Linked DNA regions of Homo sapiens: region 1 is linked to region 2. Evidence: chromatin loops called from intact Hi-C (ENCODE). Cell type or tissue: heart right ventricle. All regions are shown on one strand. Each heading gives the region's core, and the rest is flanking DNA. Links, peaks and the distances in the headings are about the cores only. Region 1 has its middle 11 kb from the start of KLF12. Region 2 overlaps LOC105370259 (a long non-coding RNA gene).

Region 1 (11,981 bases), core at 3,532-11,531, 150 kb before region 2:
AATAGTACTCTCCATGGAAATAATTTAATTCCACTAAAGTTTATCTAGTTTGCAAAATACCACTTTAATTTCATGCTATATACAATACATTAACCTAGGTATTATATTAAGATGAGCTTAGATAAAACTGATAAATAACTATATAGCACGTAACATTAGAATTTTCCCAAATTTTTGCAATTGTATTTACATAATAGTGAATATCTTAGCTTCTTCTTGTAAAAAAAATACAATTTTATTTTAGATAGTTTCCTCTAAGTTGTGTTACTGAAACAGAGAATATGAGTTTATTTTTACTGTTATAGAAACCTACTGTCAAATTATTTTTCAAAAGTATTTTATCAGTTTATGGCCAGCTGCAATGGCTCACACTTACAGGCTCAATACTTTGGGAAGCGGAAGTGACAGGATTGCTTGAGGCCATAAGTTCGAAACCAGCCTGAGAAATGTAGAGAGACTCTGTCTCTACCAAAAATAAAAAAAAATAAGCTGGAAGTGGTGGCATGTGCCTGTAATCCCAGATACTCAGGAGGCTGAGGTGGGAGGATTGCCTGGTGAGCTAAGATCAGCTTAGGCAATTAAGAACCTGTCTCTAAGGGAAAAAAAGCATTTTACCAGTTTACAATTACACTATCATATTTGAGAGTGCCATTTTCCCTGTGTTCTTGCTAGTATTGGGTGGTGCTTTGAAGTAAAACATCTTAAATTGGTAAACAAGAATGGCTTGAGTTTTAATTCCTTGGTGAATAAAGATTGAACTCTAGGAATATAAATGGGACATTGGTGGATGGGATGGGCTGAATACAACTCCTGTTGCATAGCCTCGCTAAGAAATCATGAGAAACTGATATCAAATTGCTGTGATAAGAAATGAAGGTTGGAGCAGGGTGCGGTGGCTCATGCCTGTAATCCCAGCACTTTGGGAGGCCAAGGCGGGCAGATCACGAGATCAGGAGATCGAGACCATCCTGGCTAACATGGTGAAACCCCATCTCTACTAAAAATACAAAACAAAATTAGCCAGGCGTGGTGGCAGGCGCCTGTAATCCCAGCTACTCGGGGGGTGGGGGGTGCTGAGGCAGGAGAATGGCATGAACCTGGGAGGAGGAGCTTGCAGTGAGCCGAGATGGTGCCACCGCACTCCAGCCTGGGTGACAGAGGGAGACTGTCTCAAACAAAAAAAAAAGAAACGAGGATTGGAAGAGGGAGTATAGCTCAGGGGTATAGAATTGGACTGCAGATCAAGAAATGAAGGTTGGAACAGCTATGAAAGACATTACAAATTCAGACTCTTAGAATTCAGCAACTTGCTATTTTGAGGAAGGGGTACAAAGAAAAGAGAATGGGAAACGATCTTATATTTCATTCCTTAATTCAGGAGGATTCATTTTTAGTTTTGATAGATTTGAGAGTCATCAAATAGGTAATTAGTTCTACCATAGTTGAAGCTAAAATGAATTAGATAGCTGATAGAGAAGAATAGGGAGAAAGAAATGAAACCTGGTCAGAAACATGGAAATAAAATAAAATGAAAATAAGAGGAAACAAGGGAGGGAGGGAGATTATGATACTGATTTCCATAGCTTTCATCTACAAACAATGGAAAAACCTAACTAATGCCAGTTAAAGATACATATTTTTGTCCATCCCTTGCAGTGAAACAAGAAATCGAAAAATAAGCAGCCACAGTTCAAGACTGTGCAGCTCCCTGGCACACCAAAGCCCCAATCTCATTTTATTTTCCTGCTCCCTTTCTTAAATACAGCTGCCCCTCCCTCTCCATAGTAGGAAGAAAAAAAAGGCTAAGAGCAAAACCAAGTCTGTTCCATTTAGAAAGCTTTCCAGAAGCATCAACTGTATCTCTGCTTATATTTCAATGGCTGGAAATGGGTCACATGAGTTCCTGGAGACCAAACACAGGAAAGCAGACAGGAAGAAGGGTCTCTTGGATGGAATTTGGAACAACCAACTGGCAGTTGCCTTTTTACTATGTAATGTTTCATAATGTTTTAGTCCTAATCAGTCCTAAATTGCAAACCACTCTATTAGTGAGGCTCTCTATTGAATTCTTGCTGGCAAACAGAAAAAAAAAGAAAAATATACCATTGGCTTACAAGTTATTGGCCATCATTTTAAGGACATTAACTCATAAACTACAAAATAGATTGATGTTTCTTAACTATATTTTCTGCACAATGTGGTCAATATGTTATTAAAGTACACAAACCATAATGTAGTCCATTTTAAATGAATCCATGTGTGATTTACCTAAGGCAAAATGTGAATCACAATTTAGCTTCACTGAGTTACACAGTCTGCTTATGGCTTATCCTTCCACTCCATGAATTTACGTGTCTTTGAGCAATGGACATTAATTTTTAAAAGTTGGATAAGCAAGTCACAATTAAAAAGGCAAATCTGTGTCTCCCAAAATATAAGCTGCGTTTGCATTTCATATTCAAATGAGAGTGAAGCAGCAGCACATGAGCTGATGCCTGAGAGCCAGAAAGACAAACTGATTGCTGGTTTTGCCACTTGATTCTGTGACCTTTGACAGGTTGCTTAATTTTTGTTGGGGTCAGTTTTCCTCCCAGTACAACTGGGTTGGCACCTTCTTTACAAGGATGTGAACAACTAATGAGGTCTTCCATACCCTCCCTTACAAGACTGTAAGCTCTACAAGGCTTGACAAGAATTGTGTCTGACCACTTCTCAGTTATCACCAGTCCTAACTTGGCACTCAGCACATAGCAAGTCCTCAAAGCTTTTCGGTGAAAGAATGAAAGTAACTTCCAAAAGGCCTAGGATATTCTGGGTACCCTATGATACCTGTAAATATAGTTGCCTACCAGAATAATAGAGTTATTTGTCAAGAAAAATAATCTAAAGGAATATATACAGTTTCTGTACTTTAGTTCAATAAAACGTATGTACTCAGTTAATTTAATTTGTAAAGATGAGTATTTAGCTAGATTTGGTATGCATCTCTCTTAACTGATGCAGCTTCCAAGTTAGAATACATATGAAGTTAAAATGAATCATCTCTGTGTCCTAATACAACTTTAAACTTAAAATCAATTCTTAATAAAGACCTTCCTTCCTTCCTTCTTTCCTTCCTTCCTTCCCTCCCTCCCTCCTTCCTTCCCTCCTTCCCTCCTTCTTTCCTTCCTTCCTTCCTCTCTTTCCTCCTTCTCCTCCTCTTCTTCTTGTTCTCCTCCTCCTCCTCTTGCTCCTCCTCCTCGTCCTATTCCGTCTTCTTCTCCTTCCTCTTCTTCTTCTTTCTTCTTTCTTCTCTCTTTCTCCCTCTTTCTTACTCTCTCTCTCTCTCCATTAAGACAGAGACAAATTGTGGATAATTTATCCATGAAGCATGAAGACTTTGGTTTCCTGGTTTTTACATTTTATCCAGTTCACAAATTAGTTTTTTGATCTTTTTATACAGAATTCAAATACAATTTCATTCTCAATTCCAAATAAAAATGGCCATAGCAAATAAAGAAATGTTACTGTAGAGCAAATGAAAACTTTTCTTAAAATCTCCTTAAATGACACTCCTATTTTTTAAACCAACAGCTATTAAGCATTTACTATGTGCCACACACCATTGGAAGCATTTTTCATATAATAATTAATTTAATCTTCGTGGAATCCTATGAAGCTATACTATTGCTTTCATATCCTCAAGGTGAGCCTTGCTAATTTATTGCAAGTTGCAAAACTCACAAGCACTCCTGGTTCTCCTTCCCTTTCATCTTTCTCTATGTAGTGCTTATCATCATCTAATACAGATGATGCCCAATTTACAATGTTCCAACCTACAATTTTTTTACTTTAAGAAGCTGTGAAAGGGATATGCATTCAGTAGAAGCCATACCTTGAGTGCCCATACAACCATTCTGTTTTTCACATTCAATAAACTACATGAGATATTCAACACTGTATTTTAAAACAGGCTTTGTGTTAGATGATTTTTGCCAACTGTAGGCTAATGTTAAGTGTTCTGAGCAAGTTTAAGGTAGGGTAGGTGCATGTTTTACATACAGTATTTTCAATTTACAGTTGGTTTACTGAGACCATAATCCCATTGTGAGTTGAGAAGTATCTGTATACTACATTGTTGTTGTTACATACAGTCTGTCTGTGTCTGCAGCCCACTTCCACTAAAGTAGGAGTTCCACAAGGCCAGATAATTTTTCCATCCTGTTGGCTGCTACAGCCCATTGTGTAGAAAACTGCCTAGCATGTAGTAGGCACTCAACAAATATTTGTAAATGAGTGTGAATTCCCATTGCATACAATGAGGAACGTGAGGCATCTGATGCTTTCAAATCACTTTGTCTTCAAAACTACAATTACAAGGATTTTGCACAGTGCATCAATAATTGTTATTATGGAAACCATTTTCATATTTCACTTGACAGACCCAACAGATTACTGTGGGTCTCAGGACTTCCACTAGTTATCAAAGATTATGACAAAAACAAGTTTCTTCAAAAATGAGAATGAAACTAAGACACAAAGCATGGCCATTAACTACCACTACTATATAACTGCGTATTTGTATTTAAACTGCTGAGTCATTTTAAAATTAAAGTGCAGTGCCACATTTTTGTATTTCTTTCACATCAATCACTATGTATTTGTAGTCTACACGGCATTTTTTAGTCTCAAGAACTAAGCACAGTAACAAGGGAAAATATATGTATGGCTGAACATTGTATTTTAACTCACTGAGATAAAAAAATTCGGTGGGATCATAATATTTTCATCCTCACATCATGCCTGGTACTTTTATGTCTAAGTATTAAGATGATAGGTGCTATAGAAAGGGCAAATAAATACAACGGAGAATGTCTGTTTAGTTATTTTAGAGCTGTTATATTGAAATATCGTCTTGTTTACAATTTTCAACTCAACAAATCCTCATCAATTATTAAATATTTTTCTCATTGAATTAAACAGGGCAACTGTATTTTCTCAAAAGAAAACATCAGGTGAAATGTAAGGCTTACTTTTAACATATACAAATTTTCCCATATGAATAAAATTCTATAGCTTTATTACACTACCCACCCCACCCCAAACTAAGCAGAAAGTGTACATCGTATTTATTACATAAAGAGAAACAGAATTTAAGTCCCATTCTTTATTCCTTTGAATCTAGAAGCAGTTTTTTTCACTATTGCAATGAAAAAAATAAAACAGTTCATGGAATTTAACTGCTGTCTAACAGGCAACATTTTCTTGGTACTGTCCTGCTGACCACATAAAGATTATAATGAAGGTAACTAGACAAAAGTCAGGGAGCAGATGTGACCGTCGTATCTTATGGAACAAAGTGCTATGCAGTCCATCACTATCAAACTTGTGATTATTTTTTCAATGGGATTATTATGTTAATATATGATGTATTCATTTATCAAAATTACTCATTAAAAAAGTTTGGTTGAGTAGGGTTTGTTGTCATGATACAATTTGCTATTAGCATGCCTCTTTGTTTCATTATGAGTTATCCTCATTGTTTATATGGCTTCTTGCCTGCTAGAACTGTTATCCACATGCATGAGTTCACTGGGCAGCCGCTGAGATAAGAAACATATGGCTGTGTCTGCTGTGAAAATCTAGACACACACCATGCGTAACTCTATCTCTTTTTGTGCATGTGTATTGACTTGTGTCTGTTCATGCACATCTACTTTTGGGATCCCTATCTCTTACAATCATGTGCTAATAAAAATATTTATATAATTTAACCCCAGCAGTACTTACAAATATCACTTTTATTTAGTAACATGTAATCAAGCAGCAAATAAATATTTTGCCTTTTTATCTAGAAACATCAAAGTTAGAAAGGAGACATGTAATTCTCTGTAGGTTTGGCAATAAAACCTAGGCTTCAGATTTTTAGCTCCTATCTCTGAGCCTGGTCTTGGATCATGTTCCAAGGTTAATAGCAGACATCCTCAAATACATTTTAAACCTATATGCAAAATGTAGTGTATTTCTTATTCTTAGTATCACAGAGTCTAAGAATTATCTTCTTACAACAAGCAAGGAAATTTAATTCTTTGAAATTTCAAATCTAAAAGAAGGTTTTATTTTTAACTTGAACATGTTTTTAAAAAACAATTGCTATAATTACCTTGGAATTTTGTCAAAGCAGAACTCTTTGAAAATTGGTAGGTCCAGATCTTAATGTGAGCATACAGAAAGTACTTAAAAGGCATTAATAGCCAGCAAAGCACATCTAAGTTAAAAGGCAAAAGGTTTAAATGGTCAGAGACCTTTAAATAAAAAAGAACATTAAGCAAACATCTTAGCCATAGAGTTATAAATATGTCAGGAATACAGACTTTCCTGCCGCTCTATGAGCAGAATGATTGTTCCATGTTGTTGACCTTCACTAAGTCAGTTAACCCTTCAATAACCTTTATTTTTCCATCAGGAGCAATACCTGCTTGTAAAGAACATGCTGGACCACAGATCTAAAACAATATGATTTTATTACTATTATTATCCCCAACAGAAAAGCTGTTTCTTTCTGCAGTAAGACAGTACAAAGCTTGAAAAAACTCTACGTAGACTGTTGCCGAAACACTGGGGAGAAAAACAGATTAGGGATATTGGTTTTTAAAAGGATAAGGAGCAATGGTTTAGAACCAAATCTATCTGTCTAATATGTTTTCTTTTAAAAAACAGTCTTAATTTAGTTTCCTTTGCTACACTATTAGTAAAAAACTAATGCTGCTTTACAATTTCATAGAGTTTTTAATTTAGAAAACTATTTTCTATCAGTTGTTGCATTTTCTTGTTACAATATATGTATAAAAATTAATGTGCTAAGTGTTTGATGTGTATTTTCTCATTTAACCCTCATGATAGCCAATGGGGTAGGTGAAATCGTTTCCATTTTAGAAAAGAGAAAACTAAGTCCAATGGAAGTTAACTTGTTTCCAAGATAACACAGCTGGTAAGAGATGGAGCTGAGATTTGCACCTACGTTGACTGACTTCACACAAGTCCTCTTAATCACTGTGTATCCTATACCCGATACTGGTGGAGATAACTTATTAGTGAACCTTTAGACACTTAAGTGTTGAAGACTTGCCAAGATTGTGTAGCCCGTGCATGTCAGGTTTGGATTCATGGATCCCAGCACATTGTTCTTCTCATTAGACTGAATTGCCATTGAAGGCTTTTTATACCCTCACTGTGGTTCATGGCTAAGGAGCTTCAGGAAAAGATGAGTGAGCTTTTCCCCAGTTCTTTATCTAGAGACTCTGAAGTTTTGCATTTTTCACATAGTTCAGACATTGTTCCTTGTGGATGGACTAGTACTGACTGCAAGAGCCTCCCTTGGGGAACAAGTGCACCCCTTCCTGGTTGGAGAAGTCATTTTCCAAATTGGAGTTTGGGGAACACTGTTCTGTAGAATGCTAATAGGTGCTCCTACACAAAGAGTTCTGTGCTCTCAAATATTTGGAAAAATTTTGGTTACACGATGTTAAACATCTTTCTTCAACCCTCCAAAGAGGGTGCTGCAGTGGCTGTTAATTTGTTAATTGGCATTGTGAATCTGGGAGACTGGGCCACATAGTGTACAGTGGTTTCCCAAAATATGTAGTCACTGAGTTTTTTCAAACTCACTTTCTAACACTCTGGGAATATTTTCCAAGGAACATGAGTTTCGAAATGCTCCTTTGGGACTTACGTACCGCCCAGAACTCCTGCAACATTCCCTAGTCAATTGACTGTTTTATACCTCCAGTCTGACCTCAAGCTTCCAATGCCTTGTCTCCTATGCTTGCTTCTTTTTTCCCTAAGAAAACAGAAGCCCCTAGGAGTGATTTTGCACACATACTTTCACAGCTCAGCTACCCATCTTCTGATAGCTCTGCCTTTCCTCCTCCTACCATGGGTAAACCATCACTGGTCCTATCTAAAGCCAACTCCTCCATTTTGAGCTTCTTTATCTTCTCACCCATTTATGTATATTGCTCCAATAATTGTTTTCTCACTTCTTTTTTTTCTTTTTTTTTGAGACAGAGTCTCACTCTGTCGCCCAGGCTGGAGTGCTGTGGGATGATCTTGGCTCACTGCAACCTCGGCCTCTCAGGTTCAAACGATTCTCATGTCTCAACCTCCCAAGTAGCTGGGATTACAGGCATGTACCACCACACCCAGCTAATTTATTTTTTGTATTTTTAGTAGGGACGGGGTTTCACTGTGTTGGCCAGGCTGGTCTCGAACTCCTAACCTGATGATCCACCCGCCTCGGCCTCCCAAGGTGCTGAGATTACAGGTGTGAGCCACCACCCCCGGCCTGTTCTCTCACTTTTGCATCACTAGTTTTTCCTTCTCCACTGAATTCCTCCCTTCAGCATACAACATGCTATAATTTATCCAGTCTTAGAAAATAAATTTAAAAACCATTCTCCTGACCTCACAGTTTCCTCCAGCTCCCATCCCATTTCTCTGTTCTTTGTCACAATGAAAGTCTGCCAAAACTGCTCTTTTTTTTTTTTTTTTTTTTTTTCTGTACTCAATTTCTCTCCTCCCATCTTCTCTGGAAACAAATTCAGTAAGACTTTCACTCCCCCCCCACCCCACCCCGCACTCTGCTTACTAAATCTGCATTGGCTAAGGTCAACAACAATTAACTCTAGTGTTTAAACTAGTGGTAAACACTAAACTTCATCATCTTGACCTATAAGCAGCACCTGGCACTGATTGATAGCTCAAGAAGGTGGAGTTTAACACAACCCTGATAGTTAAAGAGATAGTTTAGCACCTTGTCCTCCTTGAAACATTTTCCTTCTCTTGCCTTCCAGAGAACCCACATTCTCCAGTTTTTTTGTTTTGTTTTGTTTTGTTTTGATGCTCTGATCTTGTCAGTGTTGGAGTGTTCATGTTTATTCTTGGATCTCTTTTGTTTTTGTTTTGAAATGGAGTCTCACTCTGTCACCCAGGCTGGAGTGCAGGGGCATGACCTCGGCTCACTGCAGCCTCCGCCTCCCGGGTTCAGGCAATTCTCCTGCCTCAGCCTCTCTAGTAGCTGGAATTACAGGCACCTGCCACCAGGCCCAGCTAATTTTTGTATTTTTAGTAGAGACGGGATTTCAGTATGTTGGCCAGGCTTGTCTTGAACCCCTGACCTCAGCTGGTCTGCCAGTCTCGGCCTCCCAAAGTAGTGGGATTACGGGCACAAGCCACCTTGCCTGGCTTGTTGTTGGATGTCTTAACAATCTCAGCCCACTCCCTTAGTGATCTCAATCAGTCTTGATAGACTTAGAGGTCATCTATATGCTGACAACTCTCAAATGTGCATCTTAAAGTTGCACTTAACTGTAGATTTATATATTCTACTGCCTATTCTATAGCTATACTCATGTGTATAATGGGCACCTAAAATTACCTTTTCTAAAACTGAACTCCAGATTTTACCTGACTCTATTCTGACCCTAAATCTATTCCTTGTAATCTTCTTCATCTCAATAAATAAAAATTCCTTCTTTTCATCCACTGTTAGCTTAAAAAGCTTAGTATTATCTTTGATTCATTCTCTCATAGCTCACGTATGTCAGCAAGCCCTATTGACTTCTTACCTTCAAATTATATCCAGAATCTGATATTCCATGACCACTTCCATTGTTACTACCCTTCACCTTTCACCTAGATTATTGCGGACACCTCACAAATGGACTCCGTGCTTCCATCTTTCCTCCTTATGGACTCTTCTCAGGGTACTATCCAGAGGGACCTCTTACAACATAGGTTAGATCTTACAACCTCTCTGCTCAACACCCTCACAATGTCCCCTCTCACTTGTAATGGGCAAAGTCCTTGTAAGACTTCTAAGGTAGTCATGGCATGGCTACCTGTGACCTCTCCAATCCCATCTCCCAGGTTTCTCTCTCATTATTTTTCACCCCCTCTGGCCTCCTTGTTGTTCTGAACACACCAGATCATCCCGTCCAGCTGTGCACTTGCTATTCCATCTGCCTCGGGGACTCTGCCCCTAGATATGTGCTGGTTGCATTTCCTCACCTTCTGGTTTCTGCTCACCCAGTCAGTGAGGGCTTCCCAGACAACCTTTTCAAAAATAGCAATCTCTTTCTTACCTCATCCATGTCCCTTCTCTACTTTCTCTCTGTACATTAACATGAGCAATAAACATAGTTTGCTTGCTTTTTATTTTCTCTCTCCCTCTGCTGGATTGTAATTTCAGTAAGGACTGATTTTTTTTTCTATTTCACTGATGTATTCACGTTGCCTAGTATAATATAGAAATACAGTTGATGCTCAATATATATCTACTGAATTATTGCTGAATGAATTAGTGAATATCTCTCTAATACATGTTGAAGCAATTCTTCCCACCCAACTGTCATTATTTACTCATCAATGGAGCATTAGTACAGTAGTCTCCCTTATCTGAGGGGAAAATGTTCCAAGACCCCCAGTGGGTCCCTAAATTGTGGACAGTGGCGAACCTAACTGCCATCAACTGGAACACATTTCGTTCATGCCTTTCATTCACAAATGTGATGTCTTTTCCATCTCAACTATTCATGACCTGTGGCTGTAATTTTGCAGTTTGAGGTTCAACAGGAAAACTAGCATGAATTTATTTTCCTTCTTCACAATTTCATGGATAGAAGCTTCATTCTTACTATAGATCTTAGCAACATCAACAAACTATTTTTCTTTCCTTTTTATTGATAACTTTTACCTTTCACTTAAAGGAAACACTTGATGGCATATCTGAATTCCCAGCGTCAGTATTCCTGTGCTTTGGGGCCATTAGTAAGTAAAATAAGGGTGACTTGAACACAAGTACTGTGACAGCATGACCATCAACCTGATCACCAAGATGGCTACTTTTAAGGGACACAAGGGGGGCAGAGGAGCACAAACAGTGTGGATACACTAGATAAAGGAAAGACTCATGTCCTGGGGTGGACAGGCCAGAAGGTGCAAGATTTTATCACAGTACCCAGAACTAACTTTGGGTTTATTTCTGGAATTTTCCATTTAAATATTTTCAGACTGCAGTTGAGCTTGGGTATCTGAAACTACTGTATTTTCAATGACTTTGATTCCATGAATTAAAAAGATAAAACTCTTATTAGTAACTACTTATAATGTAATAAAATAGTGGTGCTCTGTCCCTGATTATTAATTTTAGGACTTAACATAGGCAATAAGTTTTTTAGCGGTTGGTTGAATGACTGTTAACTTATTTAGGTAATTGCAAGTGTGGATAGAGAATTTGCCTTAGAGCACTAAACGAGGACTGAAGAGTAATAGTTTTGAATGCTAGGTCTTGAGATAGGATGAAGAAATGTCATTTGGGGAATATTTTTGTATTACATTTTTATTTAAAACTATAATTACAACTAGATTAAAACAAAATATGATTAAGCATTTTGTCAGTGGATAAAAGCTGTACAAGCCTCAAATTAAGAAGAATCTCCAGGCCGGGCACGGTAGCTCACACCTGTGATCCGAGCACTTAGGGAGCCCGAGGTGGGCGGATTGCTTGACCCCAGGAGTTTGAGACCAGCCTGGGCAACAATGCGAAAACCTGTGTCTACAAAAAAAACACAAAAATTAGCTGGGTGTGGTGGTGCACACCTGTAGTTCCAGTAACTCTGGAGGCTGAGGCAGGAGAATTGCTTGAGCCTGGGAGGCAGAGGTTGCAGTGAGCTGAGATCGCACCACTGCACTCCAGCCTGGGTGATGGAGTGAGACCCCATCTCAATAAATAAATAAATAAATAAATAAGAAGATTCTCCAAACCCAGGAAGAAGTCAAAAGAAATTAAGATATTCTGGCTAGGAAATGATTGAAGCTTATAAATATACAAATCAGGGAACAGACTTGACAGAAGTAACCTATCTGCAATGTGATTTGAAGACATTACGGTAATGACATTAAGAATAAAGATCACTCTTTAAGTGCTGGTGAAAGTAACCAAC
Region 2 (17,066 bases), core at 6,918-14,917:
CTAAGTGGGTTTTATTTTTAAATCAGTTAGGGTTTTGTGCCATTAAATGTGTGCTTCAGGTCACTCAGATTCCTGGGCTTTTCTGAGGAAATGCCTATAAATAGGTTTGAAAACTACACTACCTTATAATGAAGCTGACAGTTAGATAAATCAGTTGTGCATGAGTTAGGAATTATTCAACTAACTGAAACATTCAAATAAATGTTCTGGTCAGCATGAGATGCAAGTGTGATTGGGAGGCCAGGAAGAAGTGTTGGTAGTGATCTTAAGCTGAGGCTCAAAAGTCTCATCATCTGTGGTGGCAAGTGAGGCCCCAAGCATGGCTCTCTGGGCAAAGTCACATCCTCAGAGATATAGACAACAAGGTCAGTCTGTTCATTGTCAGTTGGCGAAGCAGAACATATATGGCGAAGGTTAATCCAGTCCACAGGCAGGGCTGTATATTAAATGCTCCAGTGAGAAGGGCAGGGCATTAAAGGAGCAACTGGATTTTAACCGGCAGAAAAAGACTAGAAAGTGTTCATGTGTAGGAGAATGAGATGAGAAAGGATGACTATATATGGAATAGACCTCCCTGACTGGATATACATATATGTATCTACACCTTAGTGAGAGAAATCTGGAAAAGCAGGCACACAAATCAGCAAAGATGATGTAAATTAGGAAGAGGTAGAAAGCACCAGATATTTTGGGCACCCATACCTCAAATTCAGTAGCTAATATCAACTATTTTTGAAATCAAAATGTCTTCTCAGCTGTGTATCAGAACTTATTGTTTGCAGAGTCTGATCACAGGTTAGCTAGATGTTGTAAAATTTGATTATTTTATAGTTTAAATAAATGCTTTACAATATTATTGTAGACATTGGACATTCAACGAGATGCTCACTGTGTTAAGAGCATGGGAAATGAGACCAAAGTTAAGTTTAATTGCAGTAAAAAGTAGAGAATAGACTACCATTCTATTAAAGTTAGAAGGACCTAGAGCTGTATCCACTGTACTTGAACTTCCTGGTATTTCTACCAACAAAGTGCATGTGAATTTTGATTCAAGAGCTCTCTCTCTAGTAACAGCATGGTGTTGAGTACAAGGGCCTTTGGTGTCAGACAGACCTGAGTTCAAATCCCAACTCCAACCATTAGTAGCTTTGCAACCTTGATCATTATAATTAATCTATCTAAACTTCAGTTCTCTTGAAGGATAATGATGATACCCAGGTATGGGGTGGGAAGATTGTGAGAATGAGACTGAATAAAGTATATATGTTTTATTAGCATAGTGCCTATCTCAGTAAATGAAAGGGTTTCTTTTTCTTTTTTTTTTTTTGTATGTTTGTGGTTTTAACTTTGTTATGTCCATAAGGTCCTTCCAGAATCTACATGACCTGTCTCCTTACTGATCATTTCTTGTCACTCCTTTTCTCCTATACTCTATCCAGGCCATACTAACCTTCTTGCAACTTCCCAAATAAGCCTAGTATGTTTTGGCTGGAGGACTTTACTTTGCAGCTCCCCTTGCCTGGAATGCTTCCCCTCCCAAGTGTACCTTCGTCACTTTCTTCAGGTCTCAGTTCAAATATTAACAAGAGAAATCTGACTTAACACCCTGGCTGAAATGGCTTCCCTATGACTCTCTTTCCCATAACACCATGTTATGCTTTTCCATTGCCACTAGACATGATTTTATGTTGTATTTTTAATTTGTTTATTATCTGTTTTGCTCTCTTGAGCATGTCAGGTCCACATGAGTAGCATCTTTGTTTGCTTCTGAGCCCAGAGCCTAGAAAAGTGCTTGGACATAGCAGATTCCTAAAAATCATTGTTAATGAGCATTGATGAAGACAGCAATAGGAACTCTTAAGTTCTTTAGGACAGGGGTACAACAGGCACATAGGTGCAATGGCCAGAAAGGGGCTCTGAACACCCCTGCCTCATACCAAAGCTGAGAATGTATATGAGCTTTTCTTATTGAGCCAAGCAGAAATATTTCAATTTACCCATCACATTATACGAATGAGATGTTAAGACAATGAGAATACACAGTTTTAGTATTCTTTACCCAAAGGGTGCCAGTGCTCTTTAGGGTAGATGAGGTGTGGGAAGCTGGGCCAGAAGAGATTCCAGGGAAAATCCTGGGTGAAGATTTTTAGCTGGTGTACCCTTTCTGAGGTCTACTATTTTTTCCCCCTTCAAACTCCCTCAAAACCTGTTCATATTGGCTGTGATCCTCACGAATTTTTGGGTACAATCGAGGGACTGAAAAAATGAGAATTGGAGATCAGATTAGTAAATGCAGGATATAATAGTAAATTCAAGAATCCCAGACATTCTCAACATTACACACACCTACACACATATTAATATGCATATGTATGAAATGAACTGACGGAAGTGTCACAGAATATTTTAAGATCTTTCTGTTCTCTTTCTCAGTCCATCATAATGATAAAATAGATTCTCTTCTGGATTTCTATTTCCCAGTAACTGAAGGACTATATAAGATGGCATCCAGCTTACGTAAGCATTATCCCTGCTGACATTCCAAACGAGCAGTTCAAATGCCACCTAATCATCCAGTTATAGCTTGGATTTTGGCAGTCTTTTATAAAACACTGCATTTGAAGGAGCATCTGCCTTTTGTATATTGGCCATGTCAGCACCTGTGGCTGCTTCTTTTTCTAGAAACTTCTGAACATGGTAAACGTAATATGAAATAAAATTAGTGCTAACCACCAGAATGCTCTTAAAAGTGTATAGAGTCATGATTGAAATTCTGAATGTACAGCCCATTTTTAAAGAAAATTGGCTATCTCCTCTCACCTCTTACTCCTCCACTACCCTCAATGTTAGTTGTCTTAGATTAGTGCTTCTTAAACTTTAAAGTATCTACAATCACTAAGCCGTCAAAGGGACCTTATTAAAATAATACATATTTTTCCAGAATGCCGGGAGTAGGGCATGAGATTTGGCATTGCCAAAAACTTCTAGGTGAAGCCATGTGCTGGTCTGTGAACCACACTTTGAGTAAGTAGCAGGAGTTTATTTTTATTTTTATTTGTATGACTTTATTGGGTACAAGGCAATTTTGTTACATGCACCGATTGTGTAGTAGGGAAGTCAGGGCTTTTAGGCACCCATCATCCAAATCATGTACATCGGACCCATTAAGTGAAGCACTGGTTTAGATGACATAATGTCACATGTTTGGTTTTCTAATCCCCCAAATTAATAAGAGAATTTTTAAGGAGGTCATTTACTATTTTTTTTTAGGCCAGGCTGGAGTGCGGTGGTGCGATCTCGGCTCACTGCAACCTCTGCCCCCTGGGTTCAAGTGATACTCCTGTCTCAGTCTCCTGAGTAGCTGGGATTACAGGCACGCGCCACCATGCCTGGCTAATTTTTGTATTTTTAATAGAGATGGGGTTTCACCATGTTGACCACCATGGTCTTGATCTGCTGACCTTGTGATCCACCCGCCTCGGCCTCCCAAAGTGATGAGATTACAGGCGTGAACCACTGTGCCTGGCCTCTTCCACATGCATTCTCTTGTAACTGTGTTAAGAGATTTTGTTCTGAGGTATATTCACATCCAATTGGTAACCAAGCCATTTTGAGTCTAAGAAATATTTCTCTCTTCTCCATCCCCACAGGCGCTGCCTCAGCTGAGGCCTTCCTCATTTTTCCCCTGCAAAGCAGTAATAACCTCCGATTTATCTCCCAAGCCCCAGCTGCACCTCCCTCCAATCCATCATCTCATATTTTATCTCCTTATTTTTCTTTCAAAAATTGTTTTGATGAGCTCCTTTCCTGATTAAAGGCCCCTGCTGGCTCCCCTTGCTTAAAATAGAGGTTGGCATAGGCTCTGTCCCCTGACAAAATTGGGCTGGAATACAAACTCCTTCAATTTCCTTTTATGTAACATTGGGCAACTTGCTTAACTTCAGAGAGGCACACTTTCCTTATCTGCAAAATGGAGATACTACTGCTTATCTGGTAGTGTTGTCATGATTTAGATGGAGGACTGTAGGTAAAAGCATCTAGTGTATGATGGCCATAGCAGATGTTCGATAGCTTAATTACTCCTCCCTCTTCCTTTCCTTTCCAGCCTGACCAAGTTTTGCTTTTCTAACCTCTTTCTTTTGAACCTCTTTCTTCATGTCCTGCCTCCACTCCCTATAAACCACACATAACGCATTCTCCAGCCCCACTGAACATCTCCTTTCCCAATATATCTGTGGAAATACTCTTCCTTCTCTCCTCCAACCCAGAAAATCCCCTTGGTTTTGCTCTCTTCCCTAAGGAGCCTGAGCCTTTGTACTTGGGCAGAATTTGCCACTCCTTTTTGTCCTCCCAAACCACTGTGATTATGCCTCTTTCAAAATATACTTGCTGTAATGTGCTGTTGTGGTGTGTTGTTATGATTTGTGCTCATGGCAGTTGCCCCAACGTGATTGTGACCCCTCAGTGGAACGGACTTTCCCTTATTTTTCGATCCTTAATGATTCAAGCATTTGTTTAATAAAATAATAGAATCAATATATGTAATTTAAAGAAATGGATGCTCAAATATTATATTCTAGAAATGATATATAGAGAAAAATAATTCTGAAAGCTTTCCTGGACTAAAAATAGTGGTTTAGAGTACTGATCTCCATTTTCTTTTCTTTTTAAAATTTATTTACTTATTTATTTTGAGACAGGGTCTCACTATGTCGCCCAGGCTGGAGTACAGTGGCGTGATCTCAGTTCACTGCAACCTCCACCTCCCAGGCTCAAACGATCCTCCCACCTCAGCGTCCTGAGTAGCAGGGATGATAGACATGCGCCTCCCTGACCAACCAAATTTTTTTTTTTTATATTTTTTAGCAGAGATGGGGTTTCATCATTTTGTCTAGGTCTGGAACTCCTGAGCTCGGGTGATCCACCCACCTCAGCCTCCCAAAGTGCTGGGATTACAGGCATAAACCACTGTGCCTGACCTAATCCCCATTTTTGTAGCACTTTTTTTTTTTTTTAATTTTCAGGGCTGGTTTTAAATGCTTTGTGTCCACAATCTTTCCCGATTCCTTGATTATTCTTTGTTGTAGGTGCTATAATACTTATTTCACAGATTCAGAAACTGACATTCAGAAAAGTTAAGTAGCCTTGCATAGTTACATAATTTTAACTGTTAGAGTGGGGATTTGAACCTATGTTTTCTGACTCCAAGGTTTATCTTCTATGTGGTACTATCTCATCCAATCTACTGCCATAGCCTGGTTTCGTCTTAAACATAGATGAAAAGTGTGGGTTAGTGTCTTTATTAGAGAAAAATTTGTGGAGCAGGCAAGAGAACTGTCTGCAATAGTCACATCTTTGAGTGGTTGGAGATAGTTATTAGGTAGATAAAACATAACTAATGAACTGTAAAATTCTAAAATCTGGACACCTCATAAATCCTTTCATTTTCACTCATTATTTGTTTTGAAAAAGTCACGAAGCAATCTTATTCCTGAAAGAAAACTATTTTAATGATACCTTTTTGACTTTCAAAGGTACTTTTCATTTTCACCATACAATACTTGCACAGGAGATCCTTACACAGATAATTTTCTTGACCAAATCACATAAGAGAGCTTATTCCTCTAGTCTCAAAGAAATCAAGCTAAACCCCAAGCAAATCATGCAAATTGCTGTGTGTTATCCTGTCCTGGGAACTGCTATTTGTAACAGACTGTCCAGGTATTTTTAGTAGGGAACTCTTGTCTACAAGAGCCTACAGATCTGGAGAGTAATTGTATAGCTAATTGCATCTGCAATTAATGACAAATTTGTAGCTTGATGAGCAGTTGTGATCCCAAATATGTTTGAAACCTCTTGGTAACATAGCAACTATAAACTGCCAGAAAAGTTCTCATGGGGGGGACTCTTGGAATACAAAGTGAAAGTCATTCATTCATTCATTCATCTTATCAACCTCTTGGAAACCTCTCAAACTTAGACATAGACATTCAGTTGGGCCTATAGGGTTTCTGTATTTATTGAACCTATTGAGAGCTAGAATATGCCAGACTATTCAGAAACAGGAAATTGATCCCTGGAATAGCTTAATGCCTAGACAGGATTTCTCAGTGTATTCCCTGGAGCACTAGTTGCAGGGCCTATTAAGAGATGTCAGGTGAGAAAATAGTGTTTTAAGGCCAAATATATACAGAAACACTGGGTTTAAAAAATTCCAGCAGATTTCTTTTCTACTGGACTTCTCCGAACCTTTAATATGTCACTGTGTATTCTGACTCTCCTGGAATAGTAGTTACTGTTTGTTCAATTTGCTTTGTTCAGGAAGTATCTCAAAAACAGTAATCTGCAAAATAGGAAGCACAAGCTTGAAGTGTCTCTATAGGTACTGTGGAACTGTGGGCAGCTGTATTTTGCCCCCTGGGCTTTTGATAGATTTTGTCTAGCTGGGAGCTAATATCTTACTCACTGATGTAGCACCACTGTAGCAACTTTGTGCAGATACAATGTCAAGAGAGTAACAAACAAAATCCTACCTAGAAATAAAGAGGCAAAGATAAATAAAACATTGGTATGGCCCATGTTATACAGAGATTTCTATAATTATAAAGAAAGAAAAATTTAAAATCGAATACATTCTGTATAGCATCTTAAACATATGTTGAGTGAATTCCTTTGGACAAACTTGAAATCTTGTATTTTCTCCACAGTATTTCTAAGAACACTGTTAATTTTTATGTAATGTCAAATTATCATAGGTAATAAGAATTCATTGAGGAAAATGGGAGAATTTATATTTTATGTAATCAAACATTTGTGATGTTTCAGAAATCACATTATGAATGTCTCTATTTCATTGACTCTTTCTCTTCTGAATCGTTCCGACTGGAAATCAAGGTCTACAATCGCCTGTACGGTGTGGTCAAGAGAAATGAAATGAAATATATTCTGCTATTCTGGTAGCAGAGTCAATGTAGGAGATTCTAAACCCAAAGTTAATGTGAAGCCCTGGTTTTATTATATTGTTGATAAACATACATACTCTGTCACTACAGATGCCTGAGAGTTGGCTGTCAAAGTAGTTTTATGGCATTTAAATACTTTTCAGAGGAATTTGCCTGAAAGACATTGGGTAAGTAATAAATTGTGTGTCAGGGAGAAGAAAGGAACATGGGGTTGCAGATGGATATAGAAGTAGACTGTGAAATTGGGCAGGTGTCATCTGCTGTTCCCATGTTTGGTAGGTGAACTTTAGCTTCATTAAAGATGCCCTTCTAGAAATTAAAAAGTTGTTCTGCGTTTCAAATGCTCCACAGCCACATGTGGCTAGCGGTTTCTGTATTGAACAGGGCAGATACAGAATGCCTCCATTGTTGCAGAAAGTTCTATTGAGCAGTAGTGTTTATATTAATATACAGATTTCAGACCCATATGGGAGTTAGGAGTAGGAAAAAAGAAGAGAGGCTAAAATGGCAGGGTTTTATCAGCAAGTGGTAGATTTTGAAGTTATAGAGGCTGGAGAAGTATAATGTCTTAAATTCTTTAGAAATTTAGAGCACTATAAAAAGAGTTTTATGCCTAAGAATAAAGAAGCATTAAAAATACGGAAACATGGGAAAAATAGATTAACATTTAGCTCTGTATTTAGCATATTCCTGCTTCTTAATATATTACTCTTAAGGAAGGGAAGAAGTTGGCTTGTTTTGAAGCACACATTTTACATGACTAATTGAAACCAGGGACTCCTGTGCTCAAACAGCGTTGTGAGAATTCAATTCCATGAGGGCCCTCAGTCTACTATATTTGTCCAAAGATTACAGTTAGAGCAACCTCAAAGAACGGAATTCTCAACAAGGAAAGAAAAACCAATGCAATGGGTAAGTAGGACCATGGCAGACAGAAATTCAAGATCTGAAGGAAATGCGGGTGCCCACATAGGCCCATCTGCAGGAACACTGTTCCAGGTATGGGAATTGGTTTATGCAAAGGCCCTGAGGCTGACACATGTTTTGGGCGGTTCAATAAATAGCAGCATGTTTAGTATGTCTGGAATTGAGTGAATGAGAAAGAGCGGGGAGAAGTGGAGGTCTGACAGGAAGGTGGAGTAGAGTACAGAAAGAAATGCAGACCTTTGCAAGAGCACTGGACATTCTCTGAGAGACAGGAAGCCACTGGGAAATTCTGAGTGGAAGAGCAATGTGACCTGGCTCAGGCTTTGCTGGTGACTTTCTGTCCTTTCACCCTATATATGCTTTCACAATATTTTTTATTTGCTTACTTCATAAATTGGAGTGGATATACACAATTTTGTCAGTTTTGTGGCAATATTTTCTATCAAATTTGGGGCAGATTTCATTAATTGTAGATTTTCCACTGTTTTTCAAATAATATCAACCTGACTTAGGTTACACAGCAATGATCAACAGAAGCAAATGGAATTCAGGTTTCTTTACATCTCTTAATACTTTCCCCCCTTTTTATAAACTTTCCTAGCGTTAAGGGCTAATAAGACATATTTTTTGAAGAACTGCCATAGAGAGTTTTGATGAAAAACTTGCAGCATGGGCATGCCAGGGAGTGAATTTAAAGCAGAGGAAGCAGAACTAAAAAATTTTCAAGTAGTGTTCCTATTTTCTATTTCTTCTTCTCCTTTTTTAAGGCTCAAGTATTATTTGGGCCAATGGAGGGCCCAAGCAGCCACTGCATCCCCAAGCCTCTAGCTCTGTTTCTTCAGCGCCAGCAGTTCAGGAAAGGAGAAAGAAAGACAAAATAAGAAAGAGGAAGAGGAGAGGCTTCTGGAAGTTCAGAAAGAAGTAGAGAAATGCTGAAAAGTTTTCACTTCTCTTTTTCCCAGCCTGGGACGTAGAAAGCAGACTCCCTGTATGTAAAGAGTATCCCTAATGGAAAAAAAAACCATTGTAAAAAGGGGAAATCACCTTTTATCCTATGAGAGGAGCTAATTGGGCATCTTTAAAAAAATTCAGATAATTGAATAGAGGAACTTACGCAGAAAAAATATTTTAAAATTTTCTTTTAGAATGAGAGGGGAATTTCAACAAGAGGGCAATAAAAAATGCTATCATCCTTGATAATAAAAAAAAGTGTTTATTTAATCAAATAGTCTATTGGCTTCCTGACTCATACATCTATCTCTATTTGTTTTAGAGATTGTTCTTGATTGCTGGCATATTTCTGTCTTTGGTTCTACACAGTAGCCATTGTTTAATTCATAATAACATGAACAAGAATGGGGTTGTTAAAGATGACCTCTAAGGTTTGAAGGTCAAAGAGATTATATAGAAGCAAGAATCAAGGACAAAGCTGTAAAATTCATGTTCAAAGAAGGTGTGGTAGGGGTGGGTGGATGGACTTGTTTCTTCATTTCTCTTTAAATCTGTCTCTGGGCTGGTTTCATTTCAATGAGAGAGACAACCATCACCTTGCCACTGCTTCCTAAATAGATCACTGCAAGTTTGAGGAGTAAAAGATGTCATGCCCAGGGCTTAGTCTAGAAGTCATCGCGTATAGCTTTTTATATAAAATTCATCCTTGCAGTTTGAGATTAATTTTCTGTTTGCCATCTGATAGTAATATTGAGGAAATTTGAATTGTAAAGATTTTAATAATCATTTGCAATAAAGATAAGTAGTTTTCAGAATTATCTCTGGAAGCTGATTTAAGGGAAGTCAACAGTTAGGCCTGGGTTCCTGGGATGAGATTGAGAAAACAAGGTAGGCTTTGAGTCTTGGAGGACTCTCACAGTACTTATTCAAGCAGTTGCTCTTACAGACTGACATTGACAAATAGAGAACTTCCTGGGACATCCTTTGGCTTAGGACAATGATTAAGCAAATATTATCTTCATGAGAAAATTTCCATCAGGTTTTGGTATGTTGAAGATTCACTATTATATTTCTAAGTGCCTTAGCTTCTTAAGCCATGTTCTAAAAATCAGCTAACTTGCTGTTTTAAAAAACTTTCTGACTCACCTACCTTTTATTTTATTTTATTTTTGTAGACATCTGCAATGAGGAACAGTACATCTAGAACAGTATTTCAATATGGCCCTTAGCTGACTGTCTTAAATGTACCAGATCCCTGATTACTTTTGCAGTTAACAATGTGAACCCAGAAAAATCCCTAAATGGAAATCCTAGTTCTCCTAATCACCAGCACTGAACACTGTACAATAAAGTCCACCCAAAATAAGTCAGGGCCATAATTTCCATGATGACAGTCCCCAATACAGCATTTTGTTATTGTTTCTTTCAAATCACTAGAATTCTTCCCATGTGCTGTCATATCTTCAGATAAGAGCCACATGGAGATTAAATGTGATTTTAAATGAACTTTTACAGGCCTCTATATTTTCTTCGTGAGTTTTATTATTTTTAGAGGCAAGTGATGAAAGGTTATTCCCTGCAAGATCTAGCCAGTTAAACATGCAGCATAAAATCCTGAAGCCCTGCAGTCAGACACAGAAGAGCAAAGGGGAAAACGAGAAAATGTTCCATTGGGGCTGCAGCTTTTCAGAGTATGCAGGAATGATGTCATTTGTTTTCACAAAACCCAGTTTAAATTTGTTCCTGCCTTTCAAGAACTGCAGCAGGGAGCATCTGTGGAGACTCCTGCATCCCATATTTCAGGGCGTTAGAGTGTACGCTGCATTGGAATCCAACCAATCGCAGTATTCTTGCCCGCCCCAATTTTCATTTGTTCCCCCTACCTGAGCTGCCCGTGTTAAATGACCGCCCAGCACCCTCTCCCGTGTTACAACTGCAGAGGCATAGCTCCATGCCTTGAAGGGTTTAAAGGAGAATAATACCACAATAAAAACTTACTTCTGATCACCCAGGGACATTCATTTCAATGACAAATAACCTCCAGGAAAAGATCTATCTGTGAAGGATGTTTTTGGTTTGGGGTTTAAATGAAATCTTAGCCTTTGGTTTTTGCAGCCCCTGGGTAGCACTGGGGCCATCGTAAGAAGCAAGAAAACAGAAATCCTAGGCTATTGAACTTTCAGGGGCAGAAGCAGGACCTCCAAGTTCTATACCAACAATTATCTTTTCACAAAGCAAACCCCATTTCTATGTATATAGTCATATGTGATGATTGGAAAATAAGTAATGCAGCAGAAACAGCATTTTAAAAACTATATTAAAGTGATGGAGATGATGGTGTGAACTTCACTTACAAAAATAATGGATAAGATACAGAGTGAAAAAGACAGTGTTGGTTAGCATGTCACCTCACTTGTTCTTAGTTTGTCTCCTCCATATGTAGATACTGCATATTGGCAATTACAGTTATCAGTGTAGGTTCTCTGGTTGTGAGCAGCTGTAACCAAACTAAACTAAAGGAATATTTATTGGAGGGCCATGAGGAAACTTACAGAATAAAAGGAAGACTGAAGAAACTGACTTGGAGATGACAGGGGCCGTGGTGTTATGGCATTTTCCGTTGGAGAAACTGCTTGTTGGGATTGTCAGTCCCCACTGCTAGACTGAATCATCGCCAAGTTTCCCTCCCACTTTTCTCATCATTCCGCTCAAGGGACAAAATTCCAGGAGAGAGTGTCCCATTGCTCACATGTCCAATGTGACTGCTTGGCTTGGAGAAAGCAGGGAGCCCTCAGCCTTCTGATTCACAGGGACACCTTCTAAAAGGAGAGGGGAAATTCTGCCAAAGGAGGTGGGGGTGCTGCTTCCAAAAGAAAAGGGGAAATGAGTGCTGTGTGCTCTTCTCTGTCACCATGATCCATGCCTTGGGTCAGGGCCTCCTAATTTTCTTGCCTGAATTAACAGTCTTCCTCCTTTAACTCATTTTTTTAAACTCATTTTTAAACCTTTCAATCGTTCCCTATTTGTAAAGGCCAAGCCAGGACACTTTTGAAAATGACGCCAAGTGGTATTGATTGTTATACCAGGACAAGAGGCATAAACTGGGACCATCTTTGGCAAAGTGGATGTATGGTCATTCTTCCTTTAACCATACTTTCTTCCTACACTTGACCAATATCTAGCCTATTCTTCAAGACTTGATTTAAGGAGAACTGAAAGCTCTTTGAGTATAGAAATGGTGCCTTTTTCTTCTTGTGTCGTCTGCATCTTATCTCATGCTTGGCACATGGCAGTTGCCCCAAGAACCTTCACTGTGGAGTTATAATCGAGTGTGACTATTGAATTCCTGTCTTTCCTATTCCCATATGCTTTCACATCCACATTTTCTATGTATCTTGGGAGTACACTATTCCCAGTATTCACCTTGGAGGGCATAGCTAACTTCTGTTTTCTTTGTATACCTGTCATTCTTTCTTTCTAATAGTGACCCCAGTGGGCCTTCCTCTCCATCATATAAATGGGTAGGGTAAAGAACTAAACGAGCTCAGACCATTTCTGTTTATAAAAGATGCTATTGATGAAAATATACTTTTTTTGATGAAATGGAAAGTGAAATATTTAAAAAGAGATTGTCCTTAAAACGGAATGACTTTTACTGAACACCTCTTTTGTGGTATACAGTAGAGTACTATAATAGATTTTCACCAACCAGTAACTTATTCTCTGCGTTACCAGACTTTGTCAACGCACAAATCCTCTAGGTATTCTTTCAGATATATCCTCCTGGTTTCAGAAATGCTGGAATTGGAGCTCTACCTTGAATTGTCTTTTCCGAGGCCCACTCTGTCATCAGGATTTATCAGAAGGGTGCGTTATTTGTCCATGTCAGTGCTCAGATCATGCCCTAAGGACTTTTCTTAAGCAATATGTTCCCTTTAAAACATTGTTTTAAAAAATCCTGTCTTGTGCGGCACAGTTGCATCTCAGAGTGAGAATCAAAGAGGTTTCCTAGGTCAAGCAGAACCCCAAGCAGATTCCTCCTAGGCCTTTCCGAGGGCCCACTCTGCAGGCTAATGAGGGTGCATAACTCCATGCTGATCCCTTTCCATCTCTAGCTGGATGCTGTGATTTTTCGGAACCCAAGCCTAGTGAGTACACTGGCTGCAGCTCTGTGATAAAGGCACAGGCTTTCAGCCTTGACCAAGGGCCCACATCCAAAAATTCTGTATCAGAAACCAGATAATTTCATATCGTTTGCACTGTACTCCACCTTATCCATACTGTTTTTCTTTTTGTGGAAATTTTTTTTCTCTTCATCAGTCACTCTGAAGCGTTGCTCACTCATTCACTCAATTCTAGAGCAGTACTTTGCGGACCTTCTTGTAACCATGTTGCCTCCCTGTTCAGAACTTATGATGTAGAAAGCAAAGCATAGGATGCTATTGAAATGTGGAGTTTTATCTCTTAAATCTCATGTCAGTATCAATTACAGCACCAAAGCAATGACATGAAAATTTGTGGGTAAAAATGGAAAATGAGTTATGTTTATATTATGCTAATATATTTTTAACTTAAAATTTAAAAAATATAAGCTATTTGGCATTGCAGTTATTAATTTGAGAGAAAAATGAATTAACTGTGGAACAAAGAAAGGACGATAATTTCATGTAAGGGGTGAAGTACGTGTTTATTACTTAGATAGTATGGTAGGGAGACGGCCCAGTTCATTGGAGGGTAAAATGAAAGAAGATGTAGGAGAAAGTGAAGTGTAATTGGTAAACTCAGCTGAGGGTAGAGAAAAGGAGCTTGCAAGTTAGAGAGTTGTGAAGTTTTTGATAAAAGAATACATGCATTAGGACCTATCAGACATCAAGTTCTACAAGACAAGAAAAAATATTTTTCTTATTAGAAACTCTACAAGACATTTTCTGTCATTCCGCATTGCCGAGGATAATTCTTCCACACGCTTATTTAAGATGGCTTTCTCAGAATCTGTGTCTATACAGTCAGAGTTAAGGTGAAAGATGGTAACCATCTGGGTAGTTCAATCAGTGTAGCTGGTAATGCATAATTAACCTCCTCCCTTCTCCCCACTCATTCTCTTTTCCCCAGTAACAATTTTGAGGGTATTTTCCCCCATAAATCTTGAATTATCTGGATAATTGTTTTCTGTACTTCATGTTGCTAGAAATCCACAGCTTGACTGATATCAATAACAGTTTTTTAAAACCTCCACATCTGCAGAGGATACCATAGAGAAAAAGTAAAGTGCTATATTTCCGTTGCTTTTGCTGGTTACCTAATCCAAAATTTTTAAATGCTCTACATTTTAAAAAGTTGTTTAGGAAAACATCTGTACAGCCAGGTACTGAAACTGACTTATTTACTGATATCTAATTTTTCTTCATTTAACTTCATATAACTGTCAGGCCACAGAGGGTCACTACATATTTAGTTGTTTTTTCCCTTTTAAAATTGTTTTTAACTTAAATAAAAATTGGAAAAAATATTAGTGTGCTGTCTTACTCTCTCTTTTTTTTAGGTTTAAAATCTGTGAGGGCAGGAATTACATATTCTCTATTTATAAAAAACATTGAAACTTATTCCACTGCTTACAGTTCAGTGGGGGTCACTTAATGATATCAGTAAAATTCAGTGTCAATCTTTAAAAAGAAATATTTTTCGTCTCCCCGAAAATATCTCTCTAGTAAAACTTGTTTGTCAAATGACTAGAGCTCCCTTAACAAATAAAACATAACACTATTTGCTGCTCTTTTCCTCTGAAGTGATGATAAATTGCTGGGGAGTAAAAGCCTTCACACTAATAACAGAGGAAAATTGACTCTAAGATCCCATCATTTTGTTTACCAGCTGTCTCTACAATTCTCTGATAACCCAGCCCACATTAAAAAATTGTTCAGAGATAGTAAAATAGACCAGAAACAAATGATCTCTCTGCTGAAATTAGTTTAAGCAGGGGAAAAGGCTGGAAAGAAAGATTTGATCCAAAAACTTACCTAGCTCTCAGGCATGATACCCGGTGACCACATAGTCGGTGCTGAAACACAACTCAGGAGCATTACATCATCGTGACAAACTTTCATTGGCTGCAGAAACCCCAAGGATAAGACAGGCTTTTAAGGTGCTGTGTGAAAACCCCTGTTGGTTCTTTATCAGGCTATGGCCAAAATATTGAAAGAAAGACTTTTTCTACATTCATGTTGTCATGGCTGAGCTGACAAAACATTGTTAACCATTTCTTATGCATATTTATCTCCACTTTAGTCCCTAGTTTTGTGTTTAACTCTAACCTGTTGGGAAATTATTGTCTTAAAACTATTTGTTTCAAAAGCCTTGTTTTTCGTTTGGCTTGTTTTTCTTGAGGGTGCAGAGTATCACTCTGTGAATGGCTATTTCCCTTCTTACTCTTCAGACCATCTTTCTTATTTTTAAAACTATATTTGAATCAATACATCTGTTTTTCTATTATTTATTTTGTCTTTATTCTCTCTAGGCAAAGAGGACTAGCACCCACAGATTTGAGAAAGCACAAGTGTGTTTATTTATTTTGAGCAATTTAATTGGAACTAGTGCACAAAGTCCTTACTTCCTAATTATTCATTGTCATTGTTAGTTTTATTTTCTTTTGAACTCTATGAGTTATTTATGTCGTGCTTATTACCATGGTGATTTACAAACCAAAACCATGTGTGTAATTTGAGAGTGTGAGGAGCTTTAAGTGACTGAGTGAAAGTGATAGGACAATGGCTAGATCCTGCACCACTGCTGCACCAGTCTCTCCTGCCTGAGGGGGAAGCATTTGATGTAGGGAAAATGCTCTTGTTATAAAAGTAGAACATTTGGACAATTAGATTCATCATTCAAGAAATGACAACAGTGTCACATTACTATCGAATGTTAATTTCTCTCTCGCTCACTCTCTGTGTGACTTTCTTTATCTCTGATTCTGTCTCTCTCAAATTTAGGAGTACAGAGGAGCAGAATGATGACAAAAGTGACTGAATTAGTGGCTTTTTAAAGTATCTCATGTCTTCTCTCTCCTAAGAACTTGACTGTCTAGTCTCTAAAAGATAAGCAAATACATACACAAATACCCTAAAAAATCCTCTAGGCTGGGAACTGAGAACTATGTTTCTAGTGCATGTCTGGGCTACTCAGCTGGGCTGTAAATACTCTCTTATTCCTCTCAGACCCTTCTCAGCCATGGGTTCTCAGCCACGTGCCTTGGAGGAGGCTAATCTACCTATTGCAAGAGAAGGAGTGGCTGCTGAGCCTGTTACCTTTCTTCTATTGTTAGGAATATCTTTCTACTATTGTTCCTTAGACCTCTGGTCTCCAAGAATAGCTAGTCATCCTTTTTTTTTTTTTTTACTGTGTAGAGTAATACTGAGGATTCAGGGGCCTAGATTATGGTCTTGAGATATTTATGAACATTTCTAATAGTGATGAGGAGAAAGGGAGAGAAAAAGAAGAGAGAACTCTTTCTTATTTTTTCTCCACTGAGAGGAAGGAAGGGATAAACCAGTCACAATCTCTCTGTTTTGTAGCTAGGATTTACAGAGTAAAATAAGATCTATCCCTTGCCCTCAAGATGTTTCATACGAGGAGGGAGAAAAATAATATTCCACAATTACTATTAAAGTCTGATAAAAATATGATAGGTGTATATACATTGATGGGCCTCTAACTGAGACTGGAAGAGCCAAGAAGTGGGGCATATGAGCTGAATTTTGAAGACATAGGGTTAACTAGCTGAAGAGAGGGAGTAAAGAATTCTGTAAAAGGAAAACAGAATGTAAAGGCAAGGAGGAATGAAGGCATGGTTTGTTTGAGAAAGAGAAAATAGTGTTCTGTTTATGGAAAGAAAGAGTGGTATGGAAGATAAAGCTAGATCAATAGATATGAACACATCATGGAGGCCATTGTGAGCTAAGCTAAAGGATATGGACTTTAACTTGAAACTATTTTAGGTCATTGAGGAACTATAATCAGATTTGTAGCTAAGCTGTATTAGTCTAGCAGTAGCCTGGAATGCATAGGAATGGACTGGAACCAGAGATCCCAGTTAGCTTACATGTATTTCAGTTGAACCTCGGCAGGAAACAGATGGCACTTTCAAAAAGCGTAATGGTAGAGAGTTTACCGAAAAAACCATTTTCACAGGTGTGGATGGGGTTAAGGGAATCAACAATGGAAGGTGAAGCA

The links. A loop is a pair of places that touch in the nucleus more often than their neighbours do. Peaks named below come from ENCODE experiments on the same cell type or tissue, not always from the same donor. Only the 100,000 strongest peaks of a DNase experiment are listed, where the experiment ranks them.
Region 1: it touches region 2 in a loop (4-fold over the local background); 5 of 110 quality-filtered maps call a loop at or near these places.

The regions. Positions count from the first base shown.
Region 1 is chr13:74,139,891-74,151,871 of GRCh38, forward strand. It overlaps a transcript of KLF12 not described here. Among named protein-coding and RNA genes, the nearest start is that of KLF12, 11 kb to the left of the region's middle. In heart right ventricle, for the core only: no CTCF peak of the experiment used is centred there; no DNase peak of the experiment used is centred there.
Region 2 is chr13:74,291,139-74,308,204 of GRCh38, forward strand. All of the region lies in intron 1 of LOC105370259 (a long non-coding RNA gene), which reads left to right. It also overlaps a transcript of KLF12 not described here. Among named protein-coding and RNA genes, the nearest start is that of LINC00402, 68 kb to the left of the region's middle. RefSeq lists an enhancer at 10,617-11,118. In heart right ventricle, for the core only: no CTCF peak of the experiment used is centred there; no DNase peak of the experiment used is centred there; H3K4me3 peaks cover 527 bases; H3K27ac peaks cover 991 bases.